Linked DNA regions of Homo sapiens: region 2 is linked to region 1. Evidence: chromatin loops called from intact Hi-C (ENCODE). Cell type or tissue: OCI-LY7. All regions are shown on one strand. Each heading gives the region's core, and the rest is flanking DNA. Links, peaks and the distances in the headings are about the cores only. Region 1 overlaps KCNH8 (potassium voltage-gated channel subfamily H member 8). Region 2 overlaps KCNH8 (potassium voltage-gated channel subfamily H member 8).

The links. Peaks named below come from ENCODE experiments on the same cell type or tissue, not always from the same donor. Only the 100,000 strongest peaks of a DNase experiment are listed, where the experiment ranks them.
Region 2: a loop joins it to region 1, with 2.3 times the contacts of the local background. A loop is called at or near these places in 2 of 110 quality-filtered maps.

What each region holds. Positions count from the first base shown.
Region 1 is chr3:19,242,261-19,258,831 of GRCh38, forward strand. KCNH8 (potassium voltage-gated channel subfamily H member 8) reads left to right here. Exons shown (of 16, transcript NM_144633.3): 2 at 11,394-11,627. Among named protein-coding and RNA genes, the nearest start is that of MIR4791, 64 kb to the right of the region's middle. In OCI-LY7, for the core only: CTCF peaks have their summits at 8,880 (motif pointing left) and 9,084; no DNase peak of the experiment used is centred there.
Region 2 is chr3:19,534,674-19,551,244 of GRCh38, forward strand. KCNH8 (potassium voltage-gated channel subfamily H member 8) reads left to right here. Exons shown (of 16, transcript NM_144633.3): 16 at 1-969. Among named protein-coding and RNA genes, the nearest start is that of MIR4791, 230 kb to the left of the region's middle. RefSeq lists enhancers at 6,031-6,140, 8,143-8,232 and a silencer at 6,754-6,923. In OCI-LY7, for the core only: CTCF peaks have their summits at 8,765 (motif pointing left) and 8,982; DNase peaks (open chromatin) are centred at 5,548, 8,308 and 8,758; H3K4me3 peaks cover 1,628 bases; H3K27ac peaks cover 3,455 bases.

The DNA of each region.
Region 1 (16,571 bases), core at 5,399-13,398:
CACATGTGGATTAGGTTAGCACCATTCCACGGTCATACCATTGACATCACTAACTAATGAAAGAGTGAGATCCCCATCACTAGGGTACTGGTGCAGAGGAGGCTGGGCAACCACTTTATGAGAATATGATAGAGGGGGATTAAAGGATTATAGGTTGGGCATGAGGTTATGTATTGACCTTTATGATCCTCTCCAAACTTTAAGCTTCCATAGTTCTATGAACTAAGCTAATTATTGAAAATGTCTTTAGGAATAAAAGAAAACCATAAGATCAAAGGGGTTATTATTCAGAAGGGAATTCCCCCTCTCCCCCTAAACCATAGAAATCAATTATATACTTATCTAGAAAGGTGTTATCCCCCTTCCCACACTGGAGCTGCGGAATATAATCTGAACCCCCTTCCATTAGAGCAGAAGGTCTTAATTTTTTGTGTGATATCTCTCACTGAGTAATCTTGTTTAAAATGAAGGTCACCAGGTCCTATACCTTGGAGGTTCTGCTTCAGTAGACCTGAGGTAAGGTTTATGAAACTGCAAATGTAATAAGCAACCCAGGAGATTCCAATAGATGAGGTGGATGAAGTGAACAAGGACTGTACTTTGAGAAACCGTGGGTTTGGTGACAACAAAAGAAAAAACAAAACAAAACCCATTTAGATCCTAGCTGTAGTTCACCTCTAGCCATCCTCCACTGAACTCAGGAGTATTACAGCTCTAAGGATGGTTTAACTTGCTGTTTAGCATTGTTAGGTTATGCAACCTTTCTGAGCCAAAGTTTCTTCATCTATAATGACACTTACCGTAAGATGCTATTGTGAGGGCCACAGATTCAAAATACAGAATGCTGACCTGAGCGTCTGGCGTATCACAGCTGCTTAATAAACAAAAGCTATTATCTGCTTTATTTCAGCCTAATTTATTTGGCTTCCTTCTTACTACTCATCTCCATTCTGTAATGCAGAGTCAGCATACACCTGTGTTGGTTTGTTTCTCAATTATTGTCTTCTTCTTGCCTCGACCTCTCTTGCAGACTCCCAGAGACTTGCCTTAAGCAAGTATCACCTTAATTAAAGTTTGTTTTTTCCATCTCTGCATTATTATAATGACTCTAGAAGAAAACTCCGATATTACAGCCATGGAATAGCTGTGACCATCAAATTAGTTTAGTCTTATGTTTCCTGTTACTTAACTTACAATTATCTCTTGTAAAGCTACTCATCTTTCCTGTTTAATCTAACATGAGTACTGCAAAGCAGAGAATACAGTTCAGGAGACAGATGAGGTTTTGGAAAATGCTACCAAATTATGGAAAACATTTGAATACCACTAGCTTTTGCAGAATATAAACAAAACTTAAATGGAGAAAGGTCAGTCCACTCTGATGGATTGGGCATATTAATTTGTATATGTTGTCTTCAAAAATTCAAATTTAAAAGACCTATCAGTGTAAAGGTAATAAAACGACTAAAACATGACTGAATTAACCATTTTTTTCCTCAAATCTTCATGTATGCTTGAAGTAAAAAGGCTGTTCCAGTCAGTTTGAAATTAAAAAGAAATATTCTTTGAATTAAATATAATTGCAAGTAAAGTCTAGACTGTGCTTCTGGAGAATCAGGGGACAAGTTAAATTAAATATTTTGGGAATCTTAGTATTCTTAGAATATGGCTGGTTTCATTTGCTAGATTCCACTTAACTTGCCTTTCAGTAGGCCAAATAAGATGTCAAGATAAATAACTGTGTTTTTTGAATAAAAAATATTGTCTTGTGGTCTTACTTTGTTTTTAAATAAACTTCTAAAAGAAGTTTTTTAAAAGGTATAAAATTAAAACCACACTTAGCTGCATAAACTTATGTTTATTTAAAAGAATAAAATTATACTAAATGAAAATTGTCCCAGAAAATCCAGGCCCTGTCACTTTCTCCTTAACTCTTCACCTTTCCTTTTCCTCTGGGATGGGAAGTCACAATTTTTATCTACTATTCATTTCTGTATGTTGAAAGGGGGAAGCTATGGCAAAGAATAAGCTTTGCAAAGGCAGGAGAAAAGTTTGACCACATTTTATTTACGCAGTCTACCATAGATGGGCCCCTAGGTTGATTCCATGTCTTTGCTATTGTGCATAGCACTGTGGTGAACATATGAGTGCACGTGTTTTTGTTTTTGTTTTTTGTTGTTGTTGTTGTTGTTATAATGATCTATTTTCCTTTGTGTATATACCCAGTAATGGGATTGCTGGGTTGAATGGTAGTTCTGTTTTATATTCTTTGAGAAATCTCCAAACTGCTTTCCACAGTGGCTGAACTAATCTACATTCCAACCAACAATGTATAAGCATTCCCTTTTCTTCACAGCTTCACCAGCATCTGTTGTTATTTGACTTTTTAATAATAGCCATTCTGATCGGTATGAGATGGTATCTCGTTGTGGGTTTTGATTTGCATTTCTCAGATGATTAGTGATGATGAATATTTTTTCATATTTTTATTGGCCACTTGCATGTCTTCTTTTGAGAAGTGTCTGTTCATGTCCTTTGCCCATTTGTAATAGGGTTTTTTTTTGTTTGTTGGTTTGTTGAAGTTTCACATAGATTCTAGATATTAGATCTTTGTCAGATGCATAGTTTGCAAATAGCTTCTTTCATTCTGCAGGTTGTCTGTTTACAGTTTATTTTGCTATGGAAAAGCTTTTTAGTTTAATTACATCCCACTTGTCAGTTTTTATTTTTGTTGTAATTCCTTTTGTGGACTTAGCCAGAAATTCTTTGCCAAGGCCAATATTGAGAAGGCTATTCCCTAAGTTTTCTTCAGGATTTTTATAGTTTGAAGTCTTACATTTAAATCTTGAATCCAACTTGAGTTAACTTTTGTATATGGTGACTGGTAGGGGTACAATTTCTTTCTTCTGCATATGGCTAACCAGTTATCTTAGCACCATTTATTAAATAGGGGAGTCCCTTCCCCATTGCTTGCTTTTGTTGTTCTTGTAAAATATCATATGGTTGTAAATGTGTGGCTTTATTTCTGAGTTTTCTATTCTGTTCCATTGGTCTATGTGTCTGTTTTTGTACCAGTACCACGCTGTTTTGGTTACTATAGCCTTATAGCATACTTTGAAGTTGGGTAATGTGATGCCTCTGGCTTTGTTCTTTATGCTTAAGATTATTTTGGCTATTTGAGCTATATTTTGTTTCCATACGAATTTTAGAATATTTTATTCTAATTCTGTGAAGGATGATGTTGGTATTTTCATCAGAATAGTGTTGAATCTGTAAATTCTTTTTGATGGTATGGACAGATACTGATTTTTCAATCCATGAGCATGGACTGTTTTTACATTTATTTATATCATCTCTGATTTCTTTCAGCCAAATTTTATGGTAGAGATTTTTTTTAACTCTTTAGTTAGTTGTATTCATGGGTATTTTATTTTCTTTGTGGCTATTGTAAATGGGATTATGTTCTTGATTTGACTGTCAGCCTGGACATTGGTGTATAGAAATGGTATTCATTTTTGTACATCTATTTTGTATCCAGAAACCATACTGAAAGTGTTTATCAGTTCTAGCAGCCTTTTGGCAGAGTCTTTAGGGTTTTCTAGGTATAGAGTAATATCATTAGCAAAGGAGATAGTTTGACTTATTTTCCCATTTGAATAACTTTTTATTTTTCTCTTGCATTATTTTTCAATATGAAACTTATTTATTGAACTCTAAGGGACAATAAACCTGACAAGAATTAGTACAATTCAACACTAAAGCTCATATAGGTGGAAAAGTGAAATTTACAAAATTTATTGATGATTTTGCTAATTCTAAATTATGAAAGTATATAAATTTGCTTCAAGTTTGTTTATCTTAATGAGCTTTCACCTTTGTTTAATGAAAGTTTTAAAATTTGTTAATATAGGGTTTTTCCTTCAATAAGATTGCTGTTTTTAAAATTAAATTATTTTTATTAAACCATTCAAATGAATGATTAAATAACTTTAAGAAGTTTTTTTGTTGTTGTTGTTTTTTTTTTTTTTTTTTTTTTTGATGGAGTCTCGCTCTGTCGCCAGGCTGGAGTGCAGTGGTGCGATATCGGCTCACTGCACCCTCTGCCTCCCAGGTTCAAGCGATTCTCCTGCCTCAGCCTCCCGAGTAGCTGGGACTACAGGCACGTGCCACCATGCCCAGCTAATTTTTGTATTTTTAGTAGAGATGGGGTTTCACCATGTTGGCCAGGATGGTCTCGATCTCTTGACCTCATGATCCGCCTGACTCGGCCTCCCAAAGTGCTGGGATTACAGGCGTGAGTCACCACGCCCAGCCAAGAAGATATTTTTGAGTATGTATTACATGCATATAACAGAAAATTCAAAAGTTAAAATGGGTATACAATGAAAATAAGTCTCTCTTATTTTTTTATCCTCAGCCGCATACTCCTTCAATCATTTACTGTCACTAGGTTCTTGTAGATCTTTCCAGTGCTATTCTAAAGAATCATCTCAAACTTTAATGTGTATATGAATCTTGTTAAAATGTGGGTTAAGTTTCACTGGGTCTGGAGTGAAACTTAAGATTATGAATTTCCACCTGAGGGTGATGTTGCTGGCCCACGACTATGCACCCAATGGCAAGGTTGTGAAGGACATTTGTTTCCATTTGTCTCTCTGTTTGTTTGTTTATTGGACTGAAGGGAGCAAGATAGTCTCATAAACAGATGCGGTTTTCTGCTTTCTACTACTACCTCAGCACTAGAGTTCCAGCTTTGAGCTTTGCACTGTTACAAAGCTTTCTTCTAATCTTTGTCTTAAGTGATAATCTATACAGTATTTAAAAAATCAAACCATAAATGAAGAATGAAACCTAGCAATATGAAGCCTGATACTGGATGATGTATAAATTACAAGGACTATGAGAAATCTTTTTTACAAATTTTTAATCTGCTATTTAAACAAGGTTAGAAAAGTTACCAAATAAAGATAACCTCCTAAATTTTGGCAGAAGTCATGCTGTAAACTTTAGCTTGGAGCCAGTACTATTAATCTAATAAAGATGCTATCATACTTGGAAATGATGCAGTTAAGCTCCCTGAAATCAATATAAAGTGCAAAGATCATTTAAATATTTTAAAGTCATAAATATTAATATTCTATCTTCCTATACAAAGTAGTTTCCAGAAATGACTGTGTTCAATATCACAAGGGATACAAACGTTGTCTTTGTTGAACCTGCATGTAAAGGTAATTCTGAAAGCATAGGGGGGCAACTCACAAAACAATGTCAAAAGTTCCTGTTTGTTTCTTGCTCTGTGCAGGAAAGTGAAGGATGGAGGACTTATATTTGTCTACCTTCCTTGTCAACAGCATATGTTACTATGAGTACTTGCTAACCCAATGCAAGGATTCTTTTTAAAAAGAGAACCAATATCAAAGATACTCTTCAGAAATAAAGATTTGAACTATAAATGTCTCAATTTCTGCATAATTGGCAGGAAGAGCCAAGAGAATACAGGTTTCTGTATGATGCCAAGTCAGTGTGTATCAGTGACCCCATTGCTTTGAATGGCTCCAGGGATCTGCCATATGGAGAATTATTACACTCGGTGCTGAGATGGTTATTTTTAAATATTTGAGGCTACAAAGGGAGAATGGTTTGTATCTGCCTAATCTTCTTGAGCATACACTATTCTACTTAGAGTTGTGATTCTCAAACCTAAATTATGTAGTAGTATACTAAATGATATGCACAAGTCATAGTAGAAACAGCACAACCTTTCAAAGTTTCAATTGAATTAAAAGTTTTACAGGCCCATATCAAAACAAAATAACACTACAACAAGCAATAATATATGAAAGGGTATAATGAAAAATTCTGATGAATTTTTAAGTTAAACCTAAGATTTGAAAACAATATCAGGCTTAGGGATATGCTTCTAGGCCCCATGGAATACAAATTTGTTGGCCAGTAGAAGGATATTTCAGTGGGAAACTTTTAAGTATTGCAAAATACATTAAAAGCACGTGAGATTAGAGACCAGATTATTTGAGTAGAAACGACATTTCTGTGCTGCCTATGAGACTCCAGAGTGGCTGTATGCAAAACATTTTGAGACCACAGAAGTTACTGTCCTATTTCTGAAACACTGATTTTCTGCATGAAATTAGAAAGTGACATAGAGTTTGCTAACACATCCAGACTGGCTTAGGAGATGTCATCAATGAATTTTTAATGTATAATCTCTAGAGAGAAAAATCCATGTCTTTGGGTTTTTTGGAGACTGAAATAGGTAAAAATATTTTTTCTACAATTTACCCATTTCTCCTGCTAGTAGCGAGCAAGTCAGTTCTTTACAGAATGTGTGGTATAGTAAAATAAGTCACATAGACTGAGTTTTAATCTCCAGCATTGGATCTTAGACAGGAAACTAAAGTTCTCTAGGTCTGTGTTCTCTGAAAAGTGGGACAAGTACAAAGATGAAAGAAGCTAATAGTGGATCAATGTTTATGCTCTTCTCTCTTTTTTATTTTCATCTTTTATACCTTTCCATTCCTACCCGCATTCTCTTTGGGCTTAAGAAGTTAACAATAAACAGTACATCTTCATTTGAAGGGGAAAGTGGTGCTCCATATTAGGAGATCAGACTCAGTGACCTGGGTGTTTACCAATCATGAGATTCTCTCTGAAGATTCATGAAAGCTTCTTGCTAAGAAAGCATTTAGAGAAATAGTCAGCTGCCTAGTGTATAAGTACATTTATATCTTACTGTTTACTCTCACTTTCAAACTGAATATATATATAAAAATTACCTAGAAACAAGCAGAGAAAAGCCATGTGGCATTTAGATGCATATTGCATATGCATAATTGATTTCTTAAAAGGTTAAATACCCTTAGCATATGTATGGATAGTGATATACCCATGATGATTTCGTAAGTATTATGGCAGTGGCTTTGTTTTACATAATTCTAAAGTAAATGTCATGTTTCTTCTTTAGGGATTCCAGGACTGGGATTCAGAAAAGCATGTGTTTCCAAGTAGATAGCTGGGCAAGAGAGGCTACTCTCCCAAATACAGGGACCATTCATGTAGCTAGTACACTGAGCTTTATGAAGCTCAGACTGCCACTAAATCCTCTTTAGAATTGAAATGCAATTACACATCGAGGACAAGTGCTAAATATAAACAGAAAAGACCAAATACGTGCCTTTATTTTTTCCTTTGTTTTTGCAGTATATTTGCAGAAAGAATTAACCACCTCAAACACACTATAATCCTTAATTGAAACACACAGATCAGTCAACTCAGTGAATCCTTCAGCATCTTTTGTCAAAAGTTTATTGTAGCTCTGAGGGACTGGTCTTTTCTTATATTCATAAACAATTATAAAGATGCTAAGGAAATTAATAAATGAAGCAAGTAACTAAGAAATATACCAAATGAAGCATCATTAAATATGTCCTAAATATTTAAAAATAGGCACTATGTTGCTTGAGGATACATAAGGGGTGAAAACTACATAAATGTGAGTGATTATTACAAAAATTCAAGTTATGGGCTTCTTCTTTGGGAAAGGAAGGAAATACAATTTGTATGGTATACCCAGGGGTTTTCACTGCATGAATGATCTACAGGTATTTATTATTGTTTAATAATATTATATAGTCTTTATGGGGTATCCTATATTTCCTAATTTTTAAAAATGGCAAAGGCAAGCTGGGTATGGTGTCTCATGCCTGTAAACCCAGCAAGGCCAAGGTGAGTGAACCACTTCAGTTCAGGATTCAAGACCAGGCTACGCAACATGACAAAACCCCATCTCTACAAAAATTAGCCAGGTGTGAATTTTTAACGTATAATCTCTACAGAGAAAAATCTGTGTGGTAGTGTGTGCCTTTAATCCCAGCTACTCTAGTGGCTGAGGTGGGAGGATCACTTGAGCCCAAGAAGTTGAGGCTGCAGCGAGCTGTGATTGTGTCACTGCACTCCAGCCTTTCTTTCAAAAAAAGAAAAAAAAATAGAAAAGACAAAATGACAAAACATAGTGAAGAGAATGCAAAAATTAAGTTGGTAAAAAACCCAATGTAATATACTTATAATAATAAAAGTAAATATATCAATCTTAGGTTGAAGAATGTATTTTTCTATTACACTTAAAATAAAACTTGATATATGCCATGTGCAAGATAATACTAAAACATAAGTCCCTGAAAGTAGGAATATGGGAAAATATATGCTAGACAAATACTAACAAAGAAAGCTATTGTATCTATATAGTTTAAGAACTGGACTTTAGGATAAAATGAAATGTTTATTCTGCCTGCAATTCTTGTTTCCGTATTCATTTTCTGAGCCTACTTCATCCAAGCATCTGCTTCTAACATTCTAGGACTTATGATAGACCATCTCGATCTATTTTTGTCTTATTCCAACCTAACCATTTCAAAGCCCAGATGTTTGATCTCTCAGCTCTAGTAGTACCTATTATTTGTGGACCACTGATTTGGTACTTATATGATGTGTTTTAGTGTTATTTATGTACATGTATTTCTTTAATTAAATTACAATATCTTAGAGCTAGAGATCATGCTTATTCTTCTTTAAATACCTCCTGTCACCTCACTCTAGGACTTGCCATCTGGTAAAATTGTGTTACCTGGCATTATCATATAATAGAAAGTTAATAAACATGTCAGCAGTCAACTGAAAAATGGCTTCTGAAAGTGCATTAAAAGCTTTTTTTAGGATGTGTAGTACTTTGTCAATCCTATGTATTTACATTTTCTAAATAATCTTCCAGCCAAAATTACAAAATGGAGTTGGGGAGAGACACACACTATTGTTAAAGTGACCCAAAGCTGTGCCGAGTTGATGAGACTGAGACCACAACCCCAGTAGGAGGGTGCCCCCCTCTGGAGACTCCCACAGGTTTATGACTATGCGATCGTTAAGGACTGGGACCACATCTAATGAACTTTTTGCATCCACACCTGAAACAAAGTCCAACATACAATGTGTAGTCAATAAGTGATTCTGCAAAGTGTGAGAGAATTAATTATGAGTCTAGGGTAATGCACCTCACTCCTGTGGCCTCAAAACAATGTATAATTGGAGTTTCTCGGTGTGTGTCTCTAGCTCATGCTTTCAGAGGGGGAGAGTGGCTGGGAAGGCAGAAGAGCCAGCTGGGCAGAGGCAGGGTGCTGATGCTTACATTACACTTGGTACTCTGGGGTTAGGCGCTGATTGGAGCAAAGCTGAGTAGTGTGGATTTTGTTCTGCCAGCCGATGGTGGACTATGTTTGGAAACAAACAACAAAAGCTTAAAAGGAGATGGAGAAACACATGGAATAGATTTTCAGTGCTTCTCCTGCTGGCCATCAAGAAGTAGCTGGAGTACCTTCTTTCCCATGGCAGGAAAGATAGTCTGTCTGCTGCAAACCTCATTTAAACTTACTGTTTTTTGAATAGGCAATATATAAAGCATGTGGGATAAAATTCAAAAGGTATAGTAGGGTATATGGGAAAAATAAGTGTTTTCCCACCTCTGCCTATAGTTGCTCTCTCTAGAGACAACACAATTACCAGATTCCATTTATTTTTAGGTATACAAAAACATTTCATGTTTGGTATGCATACACATGTGCATATATATGTATTTATTTCAGATAAATAGCTCATATAATAACATACTATACTGAATCTTGCTTTTTAACAAATTAACAGCTTATCCTGTAGTTTTTTCATTTTTATCTTTATCTTTAAAATCCCAGTCTCTAACACTGTTGGTATACCAAGTGTCCAACATTTGTTTCTTGTATGAATGAATGATTAATTTGATAGTAGTATCTAATTCATTCATAGTGAACCTAAAAGTCACCCACCAACACATTTTTTGAATGCCTTATCTTAAACCCCATCTCCAACATGCATCTTTTTTCTCTCTGTCGACATTATATTCAAATTAAATCTCAAAAAATTTATCCCATGGAAACCTTCTCTGAATATTGACTGTCTCTCCCCCAGGAGTTATTTCTAAGCACTTAATAATAGTTTAATGTTACTAATTACTTAATAATTTACTATTTTGATTGTCCTCTAAGTCTTTTGTGTTAATATTACAACCATAAATACGTGAATAGCACTCTTTTTTTTTTTCTTTTTGAGACGGAGTTTCGCTCTTGTTGCCCAGGCTGGAGTGCAGTGGTGCGATCTTGACTCACTGCAACCTTCGCCTTCTAGTTTCAAGTGATTCTCCTGTCTCAGCCTCCTGAGTAGCTGGGATTACAGGGGCCCACCACCATGCCGGGCTAATTTTTGTATTTTCAGTAGGGATGGGGTTTCACCATATTGGCCAGGCTGGTTTTGAACTCCTGACCTCGTGATCCACCCACCTTGGCCTCCCAAAGTGCTGTAATTACAGGCCTGAGCCACCACACCCAGCCTGAATAGCACTCTTAACAATAATTTTTTATTGAGTAGTTGTTTGTGCCAGACACTTCACTAAGCACATAATATGCATAATCTCATTAATTCCTACAACACACCTATGAAGTAAATAACATTATTATTATTGTAGCATACCTGTCATTGCCCAGCCAATATCACCTAGACTCACCTGGAGATCGTATCCAGACCATTTCCTTATATACCACTGTTTTCTGGCATCTTGCTGCCAGAGTGATCTCTGGAGAGTGCACTTAGCTTAAGTGGGTAGGTCAGAAGTGTCAACATATTGACATCCCAGGAGTGAACTTTAACCAATTATGTGTGGACATTAGTGGATAAATACTTCTGCTTTCTCTCCCCTTTGTGGGACAACCTTTAGTTGTACTCCTCACAATTATTTCAGGACCCATGTATTTTGCCCACAGTGGTGAACCCCTTTTTAACTTACCCTTTATTATCTTTTGTCTCTTCCCTATCTCAATTTACTACTTGCTTTCTTCCTGGAATCACCTCCCAAATAAACTAATTATGCTCAAATCTTAGTCTCAGAATTTGCTTTTGGGGAAAGCAGATTTAAGGAAATTGAGGTTTAGAGTTCTTGAGTAACTTTTTCAAATTCACCTATACATTACATGGCAGATTCAGTATATGAAACCAGAAGCCATGATCAAAAGCATCATCCCTTACTGCCAACTAGATGGTAGGTGCCACAAAGCAGACCAGTGAACATGTATGTTTCTTCCACAGTGTGTTTCAAAATGCAAGCCTAAGTCAGAACTTAATGCATACTTCTGCTGGTCAAGTCCATTTTATGTTTTGGAGTGTCTCTTTTCCACTGCAGCACATCAGAATGTGCCTTTTGGCAGCTAGCTAAACACATATGCTGATAATTTATACAGGAATTGTGTATAAATTCTCACACTTATCTAGTTGCTGAGTATCTTCTCCTTGTTTTTCTATAGATAGCAACTTCATCCTTGCCAATGCCCAGGTGGCTAAGGGTTTCCCCATAGTCTACTGTTCCGATGGCTTCTGCGAGCTTGCTGGATTTGCCCGAACTGAAGTCATGCAGAAGAGTTGTAGCTGCAAGTTCTTATTTGGGGTTGAAACCAATGAGCAACTGATGCTTCAAATAGAAAAGTCACTGGAGGAGAAAACAGAATTCAAAGGAGAAATTATGTTCTACAAGAAAAACGGTGAGTTGGCTTTCTTTCGTGCTCACTGGAGAGTAGTGAGAGGCCGTCTTCTTTCAACCTAGTAATTGCTCCGCAACTCCCATTAAGGCTTAATGGCATTTCACATACATGCAGGCTGTTACAGAAGTTCCACAAATGACTTGGATGATAGCCTTGTTTTAACCATAAGCAGCATAAACTGCCTAGAAATTTTGAATTAGAATTATAACTATTCAATGTCAATGAATAGTTAACATATATTAACTGAGTTAATATATGTTAAAATAAAGTACGTTACTATTATATTTTGGTAATTCTTAAAATATACGTTATGTATAATAGTTATTTGTATATTAATAACTTTTATCCAGGAGTATTTCTCAAATTTTATGCCTTTAAAGAACTACATCTCAATTCCAGTCATTAAAGACAGAGATCTGTGTGTTCCCTGCAAAAAAGGAAGTCAGTTAAAAAAAAAAATTGGCATATGCATTTTCTTTTCCGGTTACCTAGCCACAGAGCCTTTCTCACTATGCTCTTAAATTCTAAACACAAAACAGGAGACACTTAGCATCTCATGTTAGAGTAAATTTTCTTGGGCTCCAAACTGCCTCTGGGGAAATACTAGGTCTTTTCTTGTGGCTGCAGTTTTGTGACTCTCTTTTGAATCAAAGAGGATCTAGGGGTGTGTAAGGTGTCCTCAGTCCTTGAGTTCTATGTAGGAATACATATCATTAGCAAATGGGCCCTGGTACTTAGGGTAAATTTAAGAGGGAGAAATGGGAGAAATGCTAGATCAAAAATTAGAACAAACTATTATTTTCCTGGTATCCAAAATTCTCATTTTTTCTTCAATAGCTTTCCTTTTCCCTTGTAGTAACATAATCCCCTGAGTTTTAGCTAGTGCATGGCTACCAAACTAGAAAAAAATATTTCCCAGCATTCTTTGTAATTAGGTTGGGCTTGTAACTAAGTTTTAGGCCAAGATATATGAGAAGGAGTATTTTGTGCAATCTCTGGGTAAAATAACTGAAAGTGAAATTGTTCTCTAATTTATCTCCTTTCCCTTTCCCATGGTGTGGACAGAACTGTGCCCTAGAAAGTAGGTATATTGACGTCATAATCCCCAATATGATTGTATTTGGAGATAGGGCCTTTGAAAAGATAATTAGTGTTAAATAAGGCCATAAGGGTGGGGACCTAATCCAATATGACTAGAGTCCTTATAGGAAGCAGAAGAGGCACTGAGGGTGTGCACACACAAAAGAAAGACCACATGAAAATACAGCAGGAAGGCAGCTGTCTGCAAGTCAAGAAGAGAGGCCTCAGGAGAAACCAAACCTGTCAGCACCGTGATCTTAGACATCTAACTTCCAGAGCTGTGATAAAATAAATTTCTATCGTTTAAGCTACCTAGTCCGTGTTATTTTCTTATGGCAGCCTAAGCAAACTAATACGCATATATTAAGAAGTTAAGACAGCTTAAGATGCTTCTGGGCTGAGACAATGGGGTTTTCTAGATATAAGATCATGTCATGTGCAAACAGAGACAGTTTGATGTCCTCTTTTCCTATTTGAATACCCTGTATTCCTTTCTCTTGCCTGATTGCCCTGGCCAGAACTTCCAATATTATGTTGAATAGGAGTGGTAAGAGAGAGCATCCTCGTCTTGTGCTGGTTTTCAAGGGGAAATGCTTCGTTGATAGGTGCAGCAAACCACCATGGCACACGTTTACCTGTGTAACAAACCTGCACATCCTGCACATGTATCCTGGAAGTTAAAATGAAATAAAATTAAATTAAAAGAAGAAAAGGAATTGTATATTTGAAATAGAAACAATAATAGCTAAGATGTTGCTAAAGTTTATTTACTGGCTCTAAAAAAAAAAGATAGTTCCAGTTTTATTTGTTGTAACAATATTACAATGATGTTTATTCTTTCCCTTAAAAAGAAAAAGTTAAGACAAGGCTAGAAAACCAGTTTCAACCATTTGACAAGGACAATAACATAATGAAATGCAGAGCAACAAGATAGAAGGAACCTGGGTATGTTTACAGATCCACTTTCCACTCCAGACAACAAAATTTCTATCTTGTTTTGTTGCATTTCTGTCTTGTTTGAGTCACTTATTTTGGGGTCTTGTGTAACAATATTTAAATTGTACTCTAACACAGGGTTTCTCAACCTTGCCACTGTTGACATTTTGGGTCAGTAATTCTTGTGGTAGAAGGCTGTCCTGTGCAGTGTAGATGCTTAGCAGCATCCCTGGCTTCTATATCTTACTCATTACTTTGAGGTATTGAGATCAATGTCAAGAAGGAGAGGCTGCATATGGAAATGTCATCCCCTTTTGTAAGTTATTTTTCCTTGGAGGATATTCCCTGATGATGTGGATTTTGGATATATAGTAGTTATGAAGTATTGGAGACTATCTCTTTGGGACAGGATACCTCAAAACACAGTTCAGACCATTGTGTCCTTCCCAGTGTCAATACATAAGGCCTACATAGCAAATATGATAAAACAAAAGGATTCCAGCTCTGTGTAATTATACCATAATCATTGAAAGGAGGCCTGAGATAAAAGAAAATGCAGGATGTTGCTGAGAATGCAGACTGGCAGGGAGTGACAAAGCTGCCATCCGGTGGAACGAAGGGGAAAGGATTTCCTTTGTCTGAAATATCCGCTGACTGCAGACTTGTCCTTCTTAAGATAGGCACCTTGTGTAGGTCACTCCAAATCTATATGAGTATTTTTCTTTTTAAGCCTCTTCACAATATCCGAATCTAGGTGTCAGGACCAAACAATGGAGACTTATAGGCTTGATAGGTAGAAAGTATGGCGTACAGGTTGGGAGCAAGAATTTCTTGAGCTCAGTTTTTTAATCAGATGTCTCTGCAGCCTTAGACACACTTGGGTAGAAATCATTAAAGGCACCAGTTCCCTTTAAGTTAGTCGCCATGGGGAATTGCCTGACATTCTAAGAAAACTAATTGATCCAGTTACAAGACTGAAAATTGCCATCTACCTTAGGCTAATCATACTGCATTATAGCTATTTATATAAATATCTGTCTGCAGATACAGTTGTGAGCTTTTGAAGGCACATTTCTACATCCCCAGTGCCTGACGCCTGGGGTCTCAAACAGTGTTCATCAGATGGTAGTTTCTTAGTAAATACTTGCTGAAGGGAATTGAAATTGATTATTAGCCTATGGGTACTTAAAAATATGTCTGGATTTCTGGTTTTAAAAAATATGCTTATGACTTCAAGTGTCCTCCTTCCTTTCTTCAAGGATCATTTTCTTTTAATATGCTTTAGAAAGCAGATGCTTATCTTATCCTCCCCAGATACATTTTGACATTCTGTGATTGTGCTGCTTTGCCTATTTGTTCCTTAATGCTATGATTGCTCTCCTGACCTTACAGAAAAAGTGATATGGAAAAAGCTATCCAACACAATTTCTCCATGCTTCAGAGCTATAAAACCACATAGTGGGAGATCATCTCTGGTTTTCCCTATTCTTTCTCGTTATCCTTCAAGCTGAGATGGACACACTGAGATGTCATGTCCTATTTGTTTTCTTCCTCACTCTAGCTTGTTGGCTTTAATATCAACTTTAATATCAACTTTAATATCAACAAGTTGTGTCTTCTCTGATAGCATGAAAGACCATCATGATTGGATGTACCAGCCTTAGCTTTTATATGTTTATCTTAACATGTCTATCCTCTCTACAGAAAGCTTATTTTTCAAACCTATTTGCATATTAGTAGGTGCAATATCATCAGTTTCCTGGAAAGAAAAACGTAGAGAACAAAGATTTAAGGTTGTTCTTAGAATAATATTCCCAATTCTGCAAAAAATATTATTGTGATGTATTAGTTTGTTAGGGTTACCATTATAAAGTACCACAAACTGAGTGGCTTAAACAACAGAAATCTGTTATCTCATAGTTCCGGAAGCTAGTAGTTCCTCTAGATGATAGCTGGGTTGGTTTCTTCTGAAGGATGTGAGAAAGAATCTCTCCCGTGCCTCTCACTTTGCTGCTGGTGGTTTGCTGGAAACCTTTGGTGATCCTTGGCCTGTAGAGTGTCACCCAGATCTCTGCCTTCATCTTTACATATAGGTCTCCCTATGTGATGGTCTGTGTCCAAATTTTCCCTTTTAAATGAGGGTATCAGTCACATTGGATTTGGTCCTACTCTAATGACCTCCTTTTAACTTGATTACCTCTGTAAAGACCCTATCTTCAAAAAAGGTCCCATTTTGAGGTACTGGGGATTAGACTGCAACATATCTTTTGGGGAAGATAAAATTCAACCTAAAACATCTAGTTACATTTATGTTGAATAGATTAGGAGTTAAGTTATTTGCCCAAGATTACAAACTAGTAAATAAAAAACCCCGAATGCATAAACATTCTTGCTTGACTTCAAGGTCCTTGTTCTTAAGCCACTGATTCTCTGTGGAGGTGGAGATGCTCCCATCTCCCAGGGAAGTTTGCAAATCTCTGGAGGTTTTTGACTCAGTAATTAGGAGAATGCTTTTGTCATTTATTGGGCAAGAGTCAGAGTTGCTAAATATACTGTAATGTGTGGAATGATCTTGCAATTGAAGAATTGTCCAGTTTCTTGCATGACTTTCTAATGCCCAGTCAGACTTTCCAGGAGGTGAAACACTGGATTCTAACTACCTGAATCCTGAACTTAACATGCAGAGTGCTTTTTGAAAGGATTTATTTCCCACTGAATTTTCAAAAATAAAACCATAGTGTAAGTGAGTGAAGATTGAACTTTATCACATTCAGAATTTCACCATGTAAGAAAATCTTATTAGTGGCTCACAGCACTTGTTGGTCTGATGGAGCACATATTCAGGTGTTCTGCACTCAGAGGCGTAGCATTTGCAGTGATTCTACATACTGGTCCAATTATGCAACTGTTTTATTATATCTTCTGCTC
Region 2 (16,571 bases), core at 5,283-13,282, 290 kb after region 1:
ACACAGAGGCTATTTTTATATCCTTGGTATGAAATATGTATTTAAACTATTTAAATATTTATAAAGAAATGAATGTTTTCTTTTCATTTTGGTAAAAAAAAAGCTTGCTGTTTTAACAAGAAATGCACTACTGTTGTGTATAGTAGATCAAAAATTATTTATTACTAAGAGGATGTAGTTTCCAAAGGAATCCCCCATTTTTTCTGCATGCAGTTTGCAACAAATGTATTCTCATGCTTCTGGATTATAAAAGAAAAGTGAAGTCATATTTTGTTAATGAAATAAAAACATGGACTGAGTGTCAACTACATGAGCTTTGGCATGGGGATAGAGAGGCTCCATCTAGGCTCTGCCAACTCATGTCAATGACATGATTTAAGGTCGTTGTGCCAGCAGAAATGTCTCTCCTCTAGGTATCGTATTTTGTTGCTCAAGAATCCAAAATGGGTCTGTGGACATAGGGCAATTTGGGGCTCAAAGTGAGGGAGAAAACCTGGGTGTGTCCTTTCCCAGTGCTTTTCTTTTACAAGAGGTAGTAGACTAGTGGAAATCCCCAAATGGAGCCAAGACTTCTGAGCTATAACTTGTGGGAGTAATACCAGCTTGCAATGGGTCAGCACTTTACCTTTTTTCTTTAAGGCTCCCAACAATGCTATACAGCGCAGTTGTTTCCATTCCTATTTTTAATAAATCTCAGGGGAAGCCTCAGAGATTACACAGTTAGGATGCTGACACAGTCTAGAATCCATAATGCTCCCTACATCTCACACTAACAGGCAAATTCAGATGCTGGGATTGGCAATGATTTAAGCACCTTCACTAAAGTCTTATTTTATGTTTTAGAACAGTTACAGTCTAATTGTCTTGGACATTTTGGGAAGATATATTGGGTTCACATTCTGGAGTTCTCTTTATTTTCCACCACAAAAAATAATCTGAGAATTGTATCATTAAAAGTATCTAAACACACCAAGACTTCTGATGTTGTATGAATCTTGCACCTTAAAACTGGCTAGAGCAGCAGAGAGAAAAGATATTTTTTCTAAGAAAAACAAACACAGGACATGTTTATAAGGCAGGTCACTCAGAACTCAATGCCTTCTACTTTCCCCCTCTCCAAAATTCGGTCTCTCCCTAAGTTAAAGGGAAAACTGAGACAAAGGCAACATTCTAGATTTCATGTATTCATTTGCATTCTCCCTTTTGCTCTTCTTGACCTATGTAATCATTTTAAATGCAGTTCAAAAAGAGCTAACTGGTGTTGGCTCACAAGTGTCCTTCTGGCAAATTACACTGCTATTACTAATGCTAACAAGAATAACTGGCATTCTGTTTCTTGAGTACTGACTTTGTACCAGCCAATTTTTAGGAATTAATATACATTATACTTCCTTATGTATTAATCAAACAGTGCTAACAGTTACTTGAGTTATTTGTTATTATTATCCCTATTTTACAAGTGAATAACTAATTGAGACACAGATTTTTTTTAACTTCCCCAGTCACATTATTTTAAATGATTGATAGACCCATGGCTGCTCTAAGTACCCCTCCCTTCATGTTCACACGCATGCTTGTTGATCTTTGGAACTTCTTTACTAATAATTACAATTGACCACTGAACAATGAGGGGCAAGGGGGCTGGCCCCACACACAATTAAATATTCATATGTAACTTTTGACTCTCCAAAAATTTAACTTCTAATAGCCTATTGTTGACTGGAAGCCTTACTGATAACATAAACAGTTGATTTACATATATTTTATATATTATATGTATTATATACTGTATTCTCACAATAAAAAAAGCTAGAGAAAAGAAAATTGTATTAAGAAAATCATGAAGAGAAAATACATTTACTATTCATTAACTGGAAGTGGATCATCATAAAGGTGTTCATTGTTATAGTCTTCACATTGAATAGGCTGAAGAGAAGGAGGAAGAGGAGGAGTCTTGCTGTCTCAGGGGTGGCAGAAGCTGAAGAAAATCTGCATATGAGTGGATCGTGCAGTTTCAAACCCATGTTGTTGAAGGGTCAACTACAACTTTTTTCAAAATCAGTGAATAAACTGAGTTATTTTTGCAATGCAAGTAAACAAATAGGATGAATTAGCTAAGTTCTTGGGATTTGGGGATGTTCCCGCGAATTGGCTGGAAACAAGCCCGTATTTTCTACCCAGTCCCCTTCTCTGTATTTACTCAACATCTGACTTTAACAGGCATGAGAACAAGCTCCCTGACCTGCATGGAGCTGCAGCTGGACAAAAGTGAGCAAGCACCTGGAAGGAGGGAGGGCTCCCATGCATTTCTTCCATGAGGACCTCCACCTCATCCAAATCAATCCCATTTTATTCCTTATCGAACCTTTCCCCCATCTACTCTGACAAATAGGACTCTCCCATATCCAGGGCAGCTCAGGATGATACAGTTTAGTTCTATTTTATTTAAGTATGTGCTAATAATATTCTAGAAAGTGAGAATTTCAAGTTTTCCTAGATGTTTAATTGTCTAAGCACTGTAGCTACACAAATAGCAAAGGCCCTTGTCTTCTTATCAGGGATGCATTTTTGAGCCCCTACATTTTCTTCACCTACTCACCCTCTGCTGAAGGAAAGCCCCAGGAACCCAGAGGCAACAAAAGCAGTTATTTTCTTGGTCAAGGTAATTTTCTTTAAAATTATATTGAGAATAAATATTTTCTATGCAATTCTAATTAAAACCAGACAGATTATGCAAAACTTCATGTTAATTCAATATAAGAAGAAATTCCTAATAATTCCAGCTACTTACAAATGGAGTTTATTGTTTATCCCCAATAGACAAAGTGTCCTCTCAGAGGCTGTGTGAGTATTTGACAGGAATAGTTTTTCCAGAAGGGCTGTGCATTGGATCTGAAGTTAGCAGAATGCCTACATCACAACCACATGGGGTATATATTTGAAACGCAGATAATCTAGCTTCAAGCCAGCTGCTTTGAATGGGACCTGAAAATCTACCATTTGGTAAACTTCCTGGGTGACTCAAATACACTAAAGGCTGAGAAGTATTGGTCTAGAATCTATAGAAGTACAAGTCTGAGTCCTAGCTAATCTGTATGTAAGTAGACAACCACTGAAATTCTATTAAGGACAGCCCAGAGTCTGTAATTGTATAATAAAGAAGGCTGATTAACTCCTAAATCAGTAGTCCTCCAACTTTAGTTCAAATAATGTACTTCTGGGAGATCTTATTAAAAGAGAGATTTCAGGGCTCCAGCTCCTTAGACATGAGCTAGGTCCCCAAGTGATTCTAATATGTATGTTCCAAGAAATAAACTCTGAAAACATTGTCCTAAGAAGTACAACCTTTCGTTTTATAATGAGCTGGTTCTGTGGGAAGATGGACCAACTAGAATCAAACCAATTAAAACTGACAAGTTTCTTTCTGTACAGTTCCAAATACATCAATGACCTTTTTTTATCAAAGTAACTGATATCTTTTCTCCAAGAGAGCTTTGAACACCCATCAATTACTTCAATGAAAAATGATTGTCTACTATGTGTCTTACACCACTTATACCTCTTGATTTGTTATAGATCTTTGTTTTCTTGTTTCATTTAGATTTTCTAGAAGAAAAAAGAAAAGTGAAAATACCTTCTGAAGTTTCAAAAATTGGTCAGTTATCTGATAGGAATCATATTTGTATGTGAGGCAAGATAACTATTTGGTCAGCAGATGACAGTTGCTGTGGATGTCCCCTATGTGAAATGGAATTGCTAATGTTAAGATTGTGATTTTATTCATAACAATGAAAACAGCCTGCACCAAATAGTTCTTGCTAAAGCTACTTATTCTCATGGCATATATAGCTCATTTTCTAAGGTCATCTTTTTAAGACATTGCTTTTATGTCTTCTTTTTTAAGTATATAGTACTTCAAATGTAGTCTTCTCTTAGATACCATCATCACCGAAAATAGAGCTTGGGTACAAGTGCAGGCATAGGCTCTATTAAGGGCTCTTCCAAAAGGCTTTCCTTTGCCTATTTATTTCACTTTATAGAAAGGCAAATGGTCCAAATAAATATTAAGCTGAGAAAGGAGCAGAAGTTTTGGAAGAACACAAAGGAGTGTTTGCCTCCAACCATTTTTTTCTTGCTCTGTGATATGGACAAGTTATTTAAGACATCTGAGCCTCAATTCCTTCATCTAAAACTTGAAGAATAAAATATATCCAATTTTCAGAGTCTTCGTGAGAATTAATGAAGTAATTTTTGTGAAGGCACACTACCCGACGTACAATAAACGCTAAACAAATGTCAGTTTATCTTCCTGACCTTTCATCCCCTGGTTCCTTTCCTATTTCCCCCTCCTCCCCTCATCTCCTTCTTACCTCTCCTTCCTGATTTTTTCACCTTTCCTTGCCCCCCCTCTCCTCTTCCCCAACTTCTTCCTGGCTCTCCCTTTATCTCCAGCCTCCTCCCACTTACATCCTCTCCATTCTCTCTTTCCCGCTCCCTCCTCTCCCCTTGGCCCTTCCTCATGCTTCCTCCTTTTCCCTCTCACTCAGTGTTCCAGGCCACCTTCTGGAAAATGAGTCCTCTCTTTGACATTTTCTCTGCTTAGGTCACAAAGTAGCTTTCATAATATGTCCCCTACAGTCTATTCATCACAGTGTTAACAATCAAGTCAACATTTACCTTTTTAAAAAAAGTTGTTGAAGAGCCACCAGGGCAGAAAAACATGCTGTTTCTGCCCCCAGCCACCTTATCCCCAACCCGTGTGGCTTCTAATATGTCTATCTGAATTTCAGTGAAGTTTTATTTTGAACTCTTTAATTACAGAAAGATACAGGAAGTTTATTCACTAACACAAATATATTCTACAAACACATACCATTTTTCCCCATAAAGTTTTTCTATAGAGATTTGCTGTTGCTTTAGAAATCACACACATATATGTCACAACCACCATCCCTGGCCACAGAAGACCTGAGCACTATCAGCCAGAAGCCTCAGAGCTTTCTCTGTGGCAAATGTTGTTGCCCTCTTACCCACAGTTCCTCTGGCTAGAAGCAGAGCTTATGAAATGTCTGCCACTTCACACAGATGCCTTCAAAGCTTCCCTTAGTAGCCCACCGTGTGAGTAGGTCTCATCAGAGGGAATAAGCTAAATGTTACTCCCTGCAGCTTGTGTCCTGAAAGAACCTATTCCTTGAGTTGTGTCATTCACCAAGCCCTGAATAAACAGTATAAAAGACATGAGGACAGCACAGTGAGGCAGAGATAGACCAGCACTTACATACCTGTCATTGCAGGTAATTAAATAAGCTGTTCATTCCAGAAAAAAAACAGCTGGTGGGAAAATGTGTCCAAAGGGCAAAACTATGCCTTCTTAAGCTATTTCCTTTTAACTTGGGTTTTTCCTTTATGGAGATAAGAAGCTGGAAATGGGATGGAATTTGACGCTGAAGCTAAGCTTCTGGGTTTTTTTTCACAGTTGGCTTGATAAAAATAGAACATACATATGTGATATATTTGAGTACAACAAAGAATAAAATAAGAGGAAGTGAGACTTAAAAGTGTGTCTGTGCTTTTTATTTTTGTAAAGAACTAATATACTAAGTTGAAGGGACCACTTTCATTTAAGAATTTCCTCCAGGGTAAAGAGTACCCTTTTGCTTTGGCACTTTTACTTGCCATGGTAATTTTTTTTAACCAGTGCTGACTCTGAACTTTATGCTACTCCTGTAGCTTTATTCTTCACTATGGTTTATTTGTCCTGAGAGAGAATTATTTCTGAACTCTGCATGGGGGTCAGTATTAAATGCTAATAAGGAAGGGGCTCAAACTCAGCCACATCTTTTGGGGAACACAGAGCCCTCTGGGTAGCTGCAGCCACATGGCCAACACTCAGCATCTTTGGGGCCCCTTGCTATGATTGGCAGTGATGTCCAGAAGCCCTCAGATGGAAACACAGATTTCCGAAAGTTGCCATGATAACTTATTGACCAAAATGAGTCATAAGAGTTCCTCCTGCTATAATCAGACAACCTGTGGAACCAAATCTAATTGTCAACTCTGGCTTCCAGTACCCCAAAGGTATTTGAGCCCTGGGCCTAGATCACTTAGCATATCTCTTGTTAACTTACACAAAAACCACGTCTACAGAAAAGGGGTAAAGAAGACAACATTTCTCACACTTGGTTCGCAGGGTGTGGTTTGCGGGACAACAGCAGCAGCTTCATCTGGAAGCTTGTTAAAAATGCAAAATCCTGGACCCCCATCTCAGAGCAGTGAATCAGAATCTACATTTTGACAAGATTCTCAGGTAATTTGTGCACATGTTAAAGGCTTAGAAATACCTGAACAAGGCCGGGTGCGGTGGCTCACACCTGTAATCCCAGCACTTTGGGAGGCTGAGGTGGGTGTATCACGAGGTCAAGAGATGGAGACCATCCTGGCTAACATGCTGAAACCCCGTCTCTACTAAAAATACAAAAATTAACCACGCATGGTGGCGGGCGCCTGTAGTCCCAGCTACTTGGGAGGCTGAGTCAGGAGAATCGCTTAAACCCAGGAGGCAGAGATTGCAGTGAGCAGAGATCACGCCACTGCACTCCAGCCTGGAGACAGGGCAAGACTCTGTCTGAAAAAAAAAAGAAAGAAAGAAAGAAAAAAGAAAAGAAAAAGAAAAAAAGAAATACCCAAACACTGGTTCTTGACTCTGGCTACCCATTAGAATTACCTATGTTGCTTTTAAAAAACAGATTCCTGGCTCTAACCACAAAGAGTTTGATTTAGTTTGTGTGGGTAGCACACATACAGAATCAGAAACTCTGGGGGTAGGGCCCAGCAACCTGTGGTGCTTCTGATACCAGCTAAAGTTCGAGAACTACTGCTCTAGTCTAGTCGACAAAGGACCCAGCATTGGCTGAAGTAGGGTTTAAGCAAGAAGGAATGTGCATATAGTTATGTATAGGTGTATAACAAGATGTGTATCAATATCAACCTTCCTCCTGGAGACTCATCATCTTCTTTCCACTTCAAATACTCCTCTATGTTTTAAAACCATACTAGTTGATGGACATATCACTTTCTGATTAGAATAGGCTCCCCAAAATGCCGTCTATTCTATCATTTCTAGTTTAGCTTAGAGATATCATTGTGAAGGATTTTATTCCTCAGATATCATTGGCATATCTCAGTTTCATGAGTCTGAGCTTGGGAAAAGAATAATTGTTGGTTACAAGAGCAGATCACAATTGTAGGTCTTGTGAACCATGAGCTGAGACAGAAGTTCCTCCCTCAAGACTACAGACAATGTGTCCCATGGAAAAACTACCTAATGTTTTTCCTCATTTTGCTTAAACATGGTTGTTGTGTTCAGAAATCAGAGCTTTATACTGCAACACAAAACCAGCTCCATATATAAGCCATAAGAGCAGCACTGTGCTGTTTTAACCACATTTATAAAAAACAACTGATAATCTACTATCTGACTGTGGAGAGGTGGTACCTACTGACAATAAAATATCGTATATGAAATAATGAAAAAAGAAAGTTTTCTGTTATTAGAAACTGTTTCTATATCTTAATGCTGCTGCCTAGGTGGCTGATGGGGCAATACTTTACAGAGTTATATGTACAACACCTATACTCTAGGGTTTATGTATTTAGACTACAATAATAGGTCTGCATTTATCTAACACGTAGTTAACACTGTCTTTATAAAGACACTTTCTGAAGTAAATATAAAGAGTGAGACTTGGGCTGAGATAAACTGAGTTCTTTACTTCACTGCTTAACTATCTGGCTTTGAACAAAACAAATTCTCAGACTCTTCATTCCCTTTTCTCTGAGACTGGAATATTTCCATATGACTTCTCCTAGAAGCATATCCTGATATAAAAATTTTGGTGAAATAGTTTATTTGGAGGACAAATTCAGGAAACACTGATTAGGGAATGGCAAGATGAGACTGAAAAAAGGAAGCTAGAAAGTGATGTATTATTGAGCAGGTAACCATTGTGAGCAACTGAGGTTCAATCACTCTAAGGAGCTCCAGACGACATTACAGAACATGACTTATGAGTTGCACAACCTAACAAAGAAGAAGCTGGATTATTCATCCTCCAAGTCCCATCTGTCCCAATGGCTAAAGGCTGCACCCAGAGATGTTAACCATACATCTGGCCTGTCCTTATGCAAATATAAAGACAAAACATTAGCAGAGAGTCCCAGGAATTTGCAGTAAAATGTCTTAGGCAGAGCCTGGAACCGTGAGTGTGTATGAGAAGAGCACAAAAAGCATCTGCTACATGAGGTATGTATGTATCAGGTCCAGTCAAAAGACAGAAACCACACAGTAACTTGAACAGGAAGTGCTTAAAATAAATAATTATTATTATGGAACATAGGTTTCTAAGAAAAGATGAAAGAACATCCTGTGGTGGAGAAAGGGTACCCAAGGAAGGAATAAATTTGGAAAGTTTCCAAGGCTAGGATACAGACTTTCTGAAAAAGGGGTAGACATAGCCCAATAAGAGGTTTGCTGGGTTGCCTGGATAAGAAGTGGTCCATTGTCACTGGACTGAGGCCAGAGGGAAATGCATGCTGGGCAAACAGCAAATCCACCCAGAGGTTCAAGTGGACCAAGGTTGGTGTGAGAAATGGCTCTGGTGTTCAACACACCACTGGTCACTCTGTACCACAGGAGCCAATCAAAGAAGCAGGACACAGAACCCACGAAAAAAGCCCTTTCCTCTGCAGTGTCTCTCCAGCACCCTCTACTGACAAAGAGGAAATATTTACAAGATCCAGTTCAGTATCACAAGCAGTAGTATCACAAGCAGAGCAATGAAGGGTAGATTCTGACCACTGACACAAGGAAATACTATTTACATAAGATCATTCGATATGAAGTAAATGGAATAACGTATTAAAATTACTTTTTAAACAGTAAAGTTCTCTGTGTTAATCTGTTTAGTGTTTCTGTGACAGAATATCTGAAGCTGGGTAATTTGTAAAGAAAATAAGTCTATCTTGTGATTTTGCAAGTGGGAAAATACAAGAAGCATGGCAGTGGCATTCTCTCAGTTTCTGGTGGAGGTTTTCCTGCTGCCTCATAACATGGGAGAAGGTCAGAGGGGAAGCAGAGAAGCAAAGATTCATAACCTGAGGGCCGGCACATCCTGGCTTTATAACAACCCACTCTGCAGGAACTAAGGCATTCCCATGAGAACGAATCCGAATCTCATCTTGCCTGAGTGAGAACTCACCAAACCATTTATGAGGGATCCACCACTGTGACCCAAACACTTCCCACTAAGCCCCACCTCCAATGCCTCCACACTGGGAACCAACAATTTCAACATCAGTTTTAGGGGGGACAAACTCAAGCCATATCCAAACCATAGCATTCTTGATATACTTGGTGTGAAAGTAATTGCAGTTTTAAAAGACATTACTTTTAATGTAAAAAAAAAACTCAATTACTTTTGCACTAACCTAATAGTATTTTTAAAATGAGTGCTTGTATGCAAAAACATCATCAGAATTACTATTTATAATAAAACTATGTTTTTCACTAACATGGTTGATTTATTATATTTTTAAAGCTATCTTTAGCATATGGTCTTTTAAACAAGGTTTTCTTCTCTGTAAAAATGTCATAAATTGACTCCCATGTCCATACACATTTTTCATGGCCTAAAATTCCTTTAATGGGGATCAAGTCTTTCTTCTACAGTTACTGATAAGTGCAATATATTTATTTTAATCCACAGAATACAAAGGCTCTAGCATATTTTTATTTCTTTTACAGAAAATTTTGATAGACAATGGAAAAAGTGAGGAAAATGGTCTATGTACAAAATGAAAAAGCTATTACTGGGCAGTTAGACTGTCCTTGCTTCTCTCCCTCAAAACTCTTCAGGAAACCGCATCTTTTTCTTTCACCCTAGTTAGCACAGAGTCAGATCAGTGCAAAAAAAAAAAAAAAAAAAAAAAAAAAACATTATGAAGCTGGAAACCCCCATTCTAAGCAAACTATCACAAGGACAGAAAACCAAACACCACATGTTCTCTCTCATAGGTGGGAGATGAACAACGAGAATACATGGACACGGGGCGGGGAACATCACACACTGGGGCCTGTCTGGGAGTTGGGGGCTGGGGGAGGGATAGCATTAGGAGAAATACCTAATGTAAATGACGAGTTAACGGGTGCAGCAAACGAACATGGCACATGTATACCTATGTAACAAACCTGCGCATTGGGCACATGTACCCTAGAACTTAAAGTATAATAATAAAAAAAATTGTTTGGGGAATTACAAAAAAAAAATTGAATTGAAATCCTCTAATTTATCACACTCTTCTTTCTTATTCTCCTCACTAGTGATATGTCAATTAAAATATCTCCTTGAGAGGTCTTTATCACATACCTATCCAATTAACCTTTCCTCTAAATGAATTAATCTCTTGACCCATCAATGTGCTTCTGGCTATTAATTTATTGTTTCCTTTCAGTTACCAATGATGTTCATAGTCACTTATAACTCTTAGAAATAGAAAACCAATCTGTCGTCAGGTCTGCCGATAGGTCAGAACATCCTTTGTTCTCCCTTCTCTTTATTTCGTGAAGTTTTAAAGGCTATCAAAGGGATGTAATAGTACAGCATAAGAGACAGGCACAGAAACAAAAAGACAAGAGGTAAGCATGGATAGAAACACAATTTCTGTTTTGAGAGTTGTGTACATGTCAAAGTAATTGGCATTTTAAAGGGAACTGTAACAAAATGGTCAAAGATGGCTAGATAAACATTGGTCAAGTTCATTGTGGAGGTAATGAATGGGATGAATTACATTCGGCCAGGTGATTTCTGAAATGTTTTCTGGCTTGAGATGCTCCAATCATTGGGGAAAGGAGAGAGGCAAGTCTAAGAAAAACTTTCATGTATGACTTGGACTCTACTCAGATGTAACCAAAATTAAAACTCATCGTCCATACGAGCAGAGAAGGTGACTATCTGGTCACAAAAGTGAGAAACCATTTGGATAGTAAATAGTCAAGTAGCTCATGCCCCAACTCTCGAAGCTAAAACAAACCCAGCATCTAGAACTAACAAAGAGAAAAGTTGAATCCCTATATCCTTCTGATACTAGGACTGATTCCGGATCAGTTACTTCACCTGACTCTTTCTGGTGTTAAACAGAAGGGCTGTGGAAGAGACAGCAGGCAGATAAAAGGTAAATAGAAATGAAAAGTAGTATACTTGAGAAGTATGCCCACCTCATGCACCCAGGATGCCCACAGCTCTGGGAAGATGTGAGCCGAACCATCAGGGTTTGTGGGAATGGGCCTCTATATTGGGGTTCAATGATCTTCCTCCATGGTCTTCCATATTTTACCTTTTCCTCTTTTCATATCAAAATAGGAGGATGTTTATTGACTGTCTACTATATGCCAGGTACTTTAGATATGCGGTCTCATTTAATCTTCCCAACAACTCCATAAAATATGCTTTGTTATTGCTCTGTCATGAATGAGAAAGCAGAGGCTGAGAAACTATGCAATTTTCTGCAGCAAATAGGAAGCACAGTGCCTTTAGATTCCAAAAACCATACTCAGCACAACTCCACGGTGTCACTAGATCTCTCTCAGACTCTCCTGGATGTTTGTAAGTACATAGTCTACCCTGCCCTGAACCCAAACTTGGTAAACAAATCTTGAAAAAGCACATACATCTGCAAAGCACCTTAAAATATGAGTGTTTTTATTTGTCTCCTGATACACCTGTAGTACTATCAGAGCATAAAATATAAAATGAGGCTTATTCTATAGAGGAGGATATTGAGGTAAGATTAAACAAAGAGTCTAAACTGGAAAGACATGAAAATAGTTGATATTTAATGGGTACTTATAAAGTAACAGGCACTATACTTGAAGCTTTAGATATCAATTCATTTTGTTCTAACAATAATCCTGTCAGGTAGTTACTGCTATTATATTCATTTCATAGCTGAGGAAACCGAGGATAAAATAAGTTAAATAATATATCCAAACCCATACTCCTAGTAAGTAGCTGAGTTAGAATTCCAACCCAATGATATCTGTTTCAGAACTCTTGCTCTTAGCCTTGTACTGTATTCTAGTTTTGTGCTTATCTATTGCTCATGTGCCTCTTTAGGTTATAAGGCTTTCCAAGATGGCCAAAGTCTTTCAATAGATTTCTAATCCCCACACAACAACCAGGACAGAGGCTGATGCAAAATGGCTACTGAGAAAATGTGACTGACAGGCCATAAAATCTAGACCTATATGGGGATTAATAAAAAACTTGCCACTGTAAAGCTTCCCATAACACAATAAGCATTTAAACTAAGTAACTAAAATGGAACTCAAATTAACCACTCCAAAAGGTCTACTTTTGTGCTTCCAGATCTTCCACCAACTACGCAGCAAAGGTAGAATGAAAATCTGTGCAATATCTGTGTTTCAAACTGGTACCCAGAGACAAGCAGAATCTCTACTTAGCATCTCTTTAACCATTATGAACCCCTTTCCTTAACATAGCCCTCTTTGAAGAAGCTTCTGAGCATTTGTGTACCTTAGAGTGTGAATCATCTAGCAAATAAATAACCTGAGTACATAGCATTACTATCCTTATTTTAAAAAAAAATGAAGTCAAAGGAAATGGCATCTTTTCTTAAGGCTTAAGGTCTCTGAATGCTTAAAGTCAATAGCTCTGACTATTGACTGCTGGTGGTAAATAGAAAAAAAAAAAAAACACACAAAAGGCTCTATTCCTCTGTCTAAGCCAAAATGGCAAGGCATTCACAGACAAACATTCAAGACAGGCAGACCCCTTTCTCCTCAGTCTCTCATTAAAGCAGGCACAGGTTAAAGTGACTCTTGTTGTCCCCACTTGAACTATTTCTTGTTTAAACATAAATTTTTTATGGAGGTCCCAGATTCTTAGGTTTGCCACTGAAGCTTTCTTTTAGAACCAAACCCTTGTTATTTATAAAGCTTGAGACTAAACAGAAAATTTCTCTGCCCTTCTTTGCCACCCCTCCTCCCATTCCTTCCTTGTTGCCCTCTTCCCTTTCTCTCTTCAATTCATGCCTATACTTGAAATATCAACACAAGGAAGTTGGCTTAAATGTGAGATAAAATATTTCCATCATCTGCTCAAGAGACTTCTGCCAAATATCAAGGTTGTTGACTCACATGGAGTGTAAATATACTCTAAAAACCATATGTCAGGGGACCTTGGCTTACATTATTCACTTGGGTCTGCTCAGAAGTAGGCTACTCAGAGAGGGCTATATCAGACACCACCGTAAAAGCAAAGGTATAGTGTGATTGCTTTTTTATTGCTCTGAATCAAATCAGAAGGGGTGATTCACTTGCTGTGATACATTTATTGAGAAACACACAGCTCAACTTTTCATTTACAGAGAGGATATTTGACAGAATAAAGGGGGCTTCAGATTTTTTTCTAAGTAAGCATCTGCATTAGTTTCAATAGTCATGACTCCTCCCTTCACTACAACAGTTGTAGATAGCTAAGTGCGAAAAGCAGCTTCTGGCATAGCCCCAATGATCCTTACTTCCTGGTGTGCACACTTGTGAAATCCTCTCCCCTTGAGTGTAGGCTGAACCTAATGACTTTCTTCTAACATATAGAATACAGCAAATATAATGTGATATCACTTCCATTATTAGGTAACAAAAGACTGTGACTTCTCTCTTGCTGGTATTTTCTCTCTCAGGTTCTTCTCAGTTACTGTGATAGAAAGTATCACAAGGCAAAGGACTGAGGACAGCCTCTGGCCAACATCCAGTAAGGAACTGAGGCCTTCATCCCAGTAGATGGAAGAGAATTGAATCTTATCAACAACCACTGAGTGAGCCTGGGGCTGATCCTTCTCCAGTTGGCCCTTGAGTTCAACCTTGAAGCCACTGACTATATTTTTTTTTAATTTTTAAAGTTGATACACAAAAGCTATACATATTTGTGGTATACAACATGATGTTTTGAAATATGTACACATTGTAGAATGACTAATTAACATATGTATTATCTCAAATACTTATATTTTATTTGTGGTGAGGATACTTGAAATCTACTCTATTAACAAATTTCAAGATTATAATACATTGTTATTAACTATAGTCACAAACTGTGCAATAAAGTCCCTGCTTATATCTTAATGGCAGCCTGTGAAACCCTGACAGAGGATCTAGTCAAGCTGTGCTCAAATTCCAGACCCGCACAATCTGTAAAATAATAAATATGTGTTGTTTTATACTGCTAAATTTCAGTATAATTTGTTACACAGCAAGTAGATAGCTAATACAATAAGAATGGCGGGGATATGCCCTTAAATTGAGCAGAAACCAAAACATCCCTTCTCAGCATAAAAGTAGCACAAAACAAAAAACAAGAAAAAAGGAAAAAAACGTTATGGGCATAGGATTGCTTGGTGAGCATGACATAGGTAAAAAGGAATACAGCAGCTTAATAGATATGTCATCCAGAGTTGAACAGCTCTTAGTCTAAGAAAAGACTAAAAAGCAATGTTCCCTCTGATGCACAGGACTGGAAAACTTTTCTGATTTTTTTTTGCCCCTTTCAGCCAGACCATCCTATTACAATATAATTGACTAGGTTTCTATTTCCCATAGTTATCTCAGTACCTGCAACCCTTCAACCATGCTGATTGGTTTGCTTGGTTTCCAAGCCTCTTGGCAAATGGTTCCACTGTCCATCTTACACTGATCTCATAGTTTCCATCTCATTTTTACCCCAGTAACTACAGTATTATTAGCTCCACTTTATTCATAAGGAAGTCTGAGAGAGGTCATATTACATACAAGTGGAAGAACCAATAATAGAATCTAGTATCAAAGGATCTTCCCTTGGATCATTCAACTTCTCAATACCATTCCTTCTCAATTCTTTGTAGAAATATAAAATAAATTTCAAGACATACATTGAATTGTGTTCATAGCTCCTGTTTCTACCAATTTCTGCACTAACATCTTGTACTTAATACTAATCTCTTATCTTCTTGGGTTTATGGTCCCTGAACCCTCAGAAATTCCTTCTGATCTTTTACCCTAGCATGTTAAAATCTCAGAATCCAGTACCTGAGAATCTTTCCCAAACATTCTTTCTTGCCTTTTTTTAAAGCTTAGAAAGGCATGAATTTTGAAGTCTAACATACCTGGGTTCCAATTCTGGTTCTATGATTCAGTATGACACTAGCTGTGGGTCTGCCATATACGACTTTTATTATGTGGTATTATGTTTCTTCTATACTCAGTTTTTCAAAGGGTTTTTTTTTTTAATCATGAAGGATGTTGCATTTTATCAAATGCTTTTCAGCCTCCATTGAAATGATCATAGGATTTTGTCCTCCATTCTGTTGATATGATGTATAACATTGAAATATTCACATATTTTGAAACATCTTTGTGTCCCTGGGATAAATCCCATTTGGTCATGATGAATGATCTGTTTAATGTATTGTTTCATGCAGTTTCCTACTATTTTGTTGAGGATTTTTCATGAATATTAATCAAAGATGTTGGCCTGTAGTTTCCTTTTGTGATGTGTTTTTGTCCGGTTTTGGTATCAGGGTAATACTGACCTCATAAAATGTGTTCAGAAGTACTCCCTCCTCTATTTCTCAGAATAGTTTGAGTAGGATTTGTATTAGATATTTTTATTTATTCATTTTTTTGAGATAGGGTCTTACTCTTTCATCCAAGCTGGAGTGCAGTGGTACAATCATGGCTCACTGCAATCTCAAACTCCCTGTCTCAAGCAATCTCCCTACCCCAGCCTCCCCAGTAGCTAGGACAACAGGCATGTACCACCAAGCCTGGCTAATTTTTGTACTTTTTGTAGAGATGGGGTCTTGCCATGTTGCCCAGACTGGTCTCGAACTCCTGGACTCAAGTGATTCTCCTGCTTCAGCTTCCCAAATTTTGGGGATTACAGGTGAGTTATTTAAAGGTTTGGTAGAATTCAGCAGTGGGGCAATTGGGTCCCAGGTATTTATTTACTGGGACACTTTACATGACAATTTTGATCTTGTTACTTGTTATTGGTCTGTTAAGGTTTTGGATCTCTTCATGGTTTAAACTTGGTAGGTTGTGTCTAGGAATTTATTTCCCCTAGATTTTCCAATTTATTGTCATACAGTTGCTCACTTAAGATCCTTTGAATTTCTGTGATATCAGTTGTAATGTCTCTTTATTCATTTTTATCTGAGTCTTCTCCCTTTTTTTCTTCATCTGTCTGGCTAAAGATTTGTCAATTTTGCTTGTCTTTTCAAAAAAACAGTTTTTGGTTTCATTGATCTTTTGCTTATTTTTCTTCATTTCAAATTCATTTATTTACACTCTGATCCTTATTATTTCTTTTTTTCTACTAATTTTGGGTTTAGTTAGCTCTTGCTTTTCTAATTCTTTAAGATGCATCATTAAATTGTTTACTTGCTGTTTTTCCTCTTTTTAAACATAGGCGCTTATAGCTATAAACTTCTGAGTACTGTTTTTGCTGCATCCCATAGGT